Regions from separate parts of the Homo sapiens genome. Here region 1 is linked to region 2. A link is an interaction called in ENCODE POLR2A ChIA-PET data of the cell type or tissue named here. Cell type or tissue: HepG2. All regions are shown on one strand.

What was found. ChIA-PET counts read pairs that join two places held together with the same protein. Peaks named below come from ENCODE experiments on the same cell type or tissue, not always from the same donor. Only the 100,000 strongest peaks of a DNase experiment are listed, where the experiment ranks them.
Region 1: POLR2A ChIA-PET joins it to region 2 with 5 read pairs; 4 of 35 experiments call an interaction of 5 or more read pairs at or near these places.

Annotation. Positions count from the first base shown.
Region 1 is chr2:26,338,410-26,340,909 of GRCh38, forward strand. The region is part of intron 1 of ADGRF3 (adhesion G protein-coupled receptor F3); the gene reads right to left. Among named protein-coding and RNA genes, the nearest start is that of SELENOI, 6.5 kb to the right of the region's middle. In HepG2, no CTCF peak of the experiment used is centred here; a DNase peak (open chromatin) is centred at 1,462; H3K4me3 peaks cover 766 bases.
Region 2 is chr2:25,996,367-25,998,866 of GRCh38, forward strand. No RefSeq gene overlaps it. Among named protein-coding and RNA genes, the nearest start is that of KIF3C, 15 kb to the left of the region's middle. In HepG2, a CTCF peak has its summit at 1,652 (motif pointing right); a DNase peak (open chromatin) is centred at 1,545.

The DNA.
Region 1 (2,500 bases), 340 kb after region 2:
TTCAGAGTGCAATAATAACTTCTCCCTGCTTGGGGACCATGTCTTATTCAACTTTGTTTTGTTTTGTTTTGAGACGGAGTTTCGCTCTTGTTGCCCAGGCTGGAGTGCAATGGCACGATCTCGGCTCACTGCAACCTCTGCCTCCCAGGTTTAAGTGATTCTCCTGCCTCAGCCTCCCGAGTAGCTTAAATTACAGGCATGTGCCACCACGCCCGGCTAATTTTGTATTTTTAGTAGAGATGGGGTTTCTCCATGTTGGCCAGGCTGGTCTCAAACTCCCGATCTCAGGTGATCTGCCTGCCTTGGCCTCCCAAAGTGCTGGGATTATAAGCATGAGCCACCGTATCCGGCAGTCTTTTTCAGCTTTGTATCTCCATGTCCATCATGGAATTTGTATTTGGTACACAGTGTTCAATAAGGATACATGAAAAGAAAATGAAGTTGTTGGCTGGGTGCGGTGGCTCACGCCTGTAATCCCAGCACTTTGGGAGGCTGGGGTGGGCGGATCACAAAGTCAGGAGATCAAGACCATCCTGGCCAACATGGTGAAATCCTGTCTCTACTAAAAATACAAAAATTGGTGGTGTGCACCTGTAGTCACAGGCTGAAGCAGAACAATTGCTTGAACCCAGGAGGCGGAGGTTGCAGTGAGCCAAGATTGCGCCACTGCACTCCAGCCTGGGCAACAGAGTAAGACTCCGTCACAAAAAAAAAAAAAAAAAAAAAAAGCAAAGCAAAGAAAAGAAAGAAAATGAAGTTGTTACTTTTGTAACTGGGTCCCTTAACTTCAAAATGCATTTTAAGGGCTGAGCATGGTGGCTCATGCCTGTAATCCCAGCACTTTGGGAGGCCGAGGTGGGTGGATCACTTGAGGTCAGGAGTTCGAGACCAGCTTGGTCAACATGGTGAAACCCCACCTCTACTAAAAATACCAAAAAATTAGCTGGGCGTGGTGGCGCATCTGTAATCCCAGCTACATGAGAGGCTGAGGCTTGAGAATCGCTTGATCCCGGGAGGCAGAGGTTGCAGTGAGCTAAGATCGTGCCACTGCACTCCAGCCTGGGTGACAGAGTGAGAATCTGACTCAAACAAACAAACCAACAAAACAAAACAAAACAACACACCCCCAAAACTGCATTTTAATGTATATTTTTTTCTTTCCTCTTGGGTTTTAAGACGTAATTTTGAAGCAAACTGCAGAAGCCTTTTCCCTTAGCCTTGATATAGACTCCATGGTCCCTCTGTTTCTCATGGTATATACTCCCTTCACATTTATCTAACTGCATGCTAGTATCTAATTATACGCCTTCTTAGAAGTTCCGGGGGCTAATCTTGAGATAGGCAGACCAAGCCTGGAGACCCAACTGCAAAATTCCAGAGACGAATTCAAGGCAGCTAGTTAACAACCTGGCCATTGTTGAGATGACATCAGCCCGCATTCCAGGTGGATTAGGACCCAAGAGAGCCACCAGAACAAGACCCACATTGTACTCAGCACAATTCTCACATGCCTTCCTTATCAAGTTTTCCCGTTTTAAACCTCTGCTTTCCCTTCAAAAATTGAAACGATTCCTTTGGATAGAAATCTGGCCACTTTCCCTTTACCAGTTTTGGTTAATCAAATCATTTTCTTTCTACCAGACTTCGCTCTTGTTAGACTCTGCAAGCAGTGAGCATCCCGACCTGTGTTCAATTGCAATTTTACATATTGTTTCCTATTTGTATATCTTGTTTTCTAGACTTATAGACAACAGTGTCTGATTTAAAAAAAAATAGAGCCAGCTTCCATTAGAGTTCTGGTCAAACAGGCCACATAGCCTTAGTTATACATGTCAAGGAAAAAGTGAAAGTCTTAGGTAGTAGAGCTCTATGTTGGCCACTGTTGCCTTAACCCCAGTATTTCCAGAATTCCTATAGGAAAAATGAATTATATGAATTATAACAATGTTCTTTACTCTCTTGTTCCACTTAGGATTTTTTTTTTCTCCTAGTGACTTTCTCTTTCACCAAAACCGAATGACCATTGATCCAATAATCTCAAAGTTTCATGAAGGTGAAAATAATCCTCATTCAAAAATGAAGGCCCTTGCACAGCTGTGTGTTCAAACTGAAATTAAAAAAGAACAGTGGTTACATTTGGTTGCATCTGCATACCTGACATTAGATGAGATTAACATTGCCAAACAAAAATAAAGAGAAAGGATCGCAGAGGTGATGCCCCTACGGCTACTCATCTGAATGATTTGTTCTCTCTTTACCTACAGTTCTGCTTCCGTTTTAGTGGAGTAATAAAGGGGAGGAGGATGTGTGTGTGGGAGAGGTATTAATTCTTCCTCCATTCATAGAATACAGATGCTGGTTCACTACCAGAACTTCAAGAATGATGAAAATAAGACTTTGCCCAGTGTAAAACTTTGCCTGCAATCAGTTTTTAAAATAATGCTTCTTTTATTTAACAGACATGCTCATGAGTAATGGTTATAACAAAGAAACAATCACT
Region 2 (2,500 bases):
GCTGTAACAAAATACCATAGTCTGGGCAACTTATAAACAGTAAACATCTATTGCTCACAGTTCTGGAGGCTGAGAAGTCCAAAATCAAGGCACCAGCAGATTTGGTGACTGGTGTCCTGCTTCTTTCATAGATGGCACCTTCTTACTGTGTCATTATATGCTAGAACAAGCAAAGAAGTTCCTTCAGCCTCTTTTATTGTAAGGGTGCTAATCCCATTCACGGGGGCTATGACTTCATGATCTAATCACCTTCCAAAGGCCCTACCTCTTAATACTGTCACCTTGGGGGTTAGGATTTCAACATATGAATTTTAGGGAGACACAAACATTCAGACCATAACAAGTATATACCTAGGAATGGAATAGCTGGGTCACAGAGAATGCATTATTTTCAACTTCAGATAGTGTCAAACTGTTTTCCAAAGTGGGCATAACAATTTGCACTCCCAGCAGTGCATGAGGTCCAGTTGCTTCACATCAGCACCAATACTTAGTAATGTCATTCTTAGTTTTAGATATTTGGTATCTCGTGCTTTTAATTTAGGTTTCCCTGATAACAAATAAAATTGAGCACTCTTTCATATGCTTTTTGGCATTTCCATATTTTCTGTGAATTTCCTGTTCAAGTCATTGCTCATTTTTTGACTCAGTTGCCTGCCTTTCTTACTGCTTATTTTGGATTTCAGCCTTCTGTTGCTTATATGCATTCCAACCATCATCTCTGTGGCTTGACTTTTCATTCTGTTCATAGTGCCCTTTTATAGCCAGGATTTCTTAATTTTAATGTAGAAACATTTATCAATCTTTTATTTGGCTTGGCACTTTTTGGATCTTGCTTAAAAACTCTTCCTGTACCCCAAGGTCACAAAGATATTCTTGTATATTGTTTTCTTTTTTCTTTTTTTTTTTTCCTTTCTTTCTTTTCTTTTCTTTTCTTTTTTTTTTTTTTTTTTTTTTTTTTTGAGACAGAGTCTCACTCTGTCACCCAGGCTGGAGTGCAGTGGCACATTCTTGGCTCACTGCAACCTCCACCTCCTGGGTTCAAGTGATTCTCCTGCCTCAGCCTCCCCAAGTAGCTGGGACTACAGGTGTGCGCCACCACGTCTGGCTAATTTCTGTATTTTTAGTAGAGATGGGGTTTTGTCATGTTGGCCAGGCTGGTCTCAAACTCCTGACCTCAGGTGATCCGCCTGCCTCAGCCTCCCAAAGTGCTGGGATTACAGGCATGAGCCACCGCGCCCAGCCAAACTTTGCTCTTTCTTAAATCTCAGAGTGGGACTGCCAGTGCCAGCCTGGCATTCCCTCTTGAAATCATCACCTATTTCAGAGGAGGCTGCTACAGTGGGAAGTCAGGACAACAAGGTTGGGGCCAAACTCTGGTCTCCCAGGCATTTCACCTTAATAGGAAAAGTGCCTGAATCTGTCCTCCTCATTTGGCTCATGTGCAGAACAAGGCACAAAGCCCTGCGTCTCCCGGCTGCCTGTCCGATGCCCTTTTCCCTGACTCACCGTCAATCAGCAGTCAGACCAAGGTCCCTGACTCACCGTCAATCAGCAGTCAGACCAAGGTCCAGGCTCTTGCCTCCTGAAATGTTGCAAGGGCGGTTTCCCAGTGTGATTCACAAACAGCAAGAATGTTTCAGGCTGACTTGGAGACCACTTGGGGGTGGTATCCTCAGCCAGGAAGCTTCCTCAGGGCCTCTGAGTCCCAGAGAGCTCTATTTGTCTCTTTCTTTCTTTTCTTTCTTTTTCTTTCTTTTCTTTCTTTCTTTTTCTTTTTCTTTCTTTCTTTCTTTCTTTCTTTCTTTTCTTTCTTTCTTTCTTTCTTTCTCTTTCTCTTTCTTCCTTCCTTCTTTCTTTCTTTCTCTCTTCCTTCCTTCCTCTCCTTCTTTCCTTCCTTTCTTTCTTTTTCTTTTTTTCTTCCTTTCTTTCTCTTTCTTTGCCTTGCTTTTCTTTCTCTCTCTCTTTCTTTCCTCTTTCCCCCTCCCTCCCTCCCTTCCTTCCTTCCTTCCCTCCCTTATTTTTCTTTCTTCCTTTCTCTCTCTCTTTTTTTTTTTTTTTTTTTGAGACAGAGTCTCGCTCTGTCGCCCAGGCTGGAGTGCAGTGGCATGATCTTGGCTCACTGCAACCTCCAACTCCCAGCTCACTGCAAGCTCACACCATTCTCCTGCCTCAGCCTCCCCAGTAGCCGGGACTACAGGCGCCCGCCACCACGCCCAGCTAATTTTTTGTGTTTTTAGTAGAGACAGGGTTTCACCGTGTTAGCCAGGATGGTCTCGATCTCCTGACCTTGTGATCCGCCCACCTCAGCCTCCCAAAGTGCTGGGATTACAGGTGTGAGCCACTGCGCCCAGCCTCCTTTTTTTTTTTTTTTTTTTTTTTTTTGAGATGGAGTCTCACTCTGTCACCCAGATTGGAGTGCAGTTTCGTGTTCTTAGCCCCCTGCAACCTCCGCCTCCTGGGTTAAAGTGATTCTCTGGCCTCAGCCTCCCATGTAGCT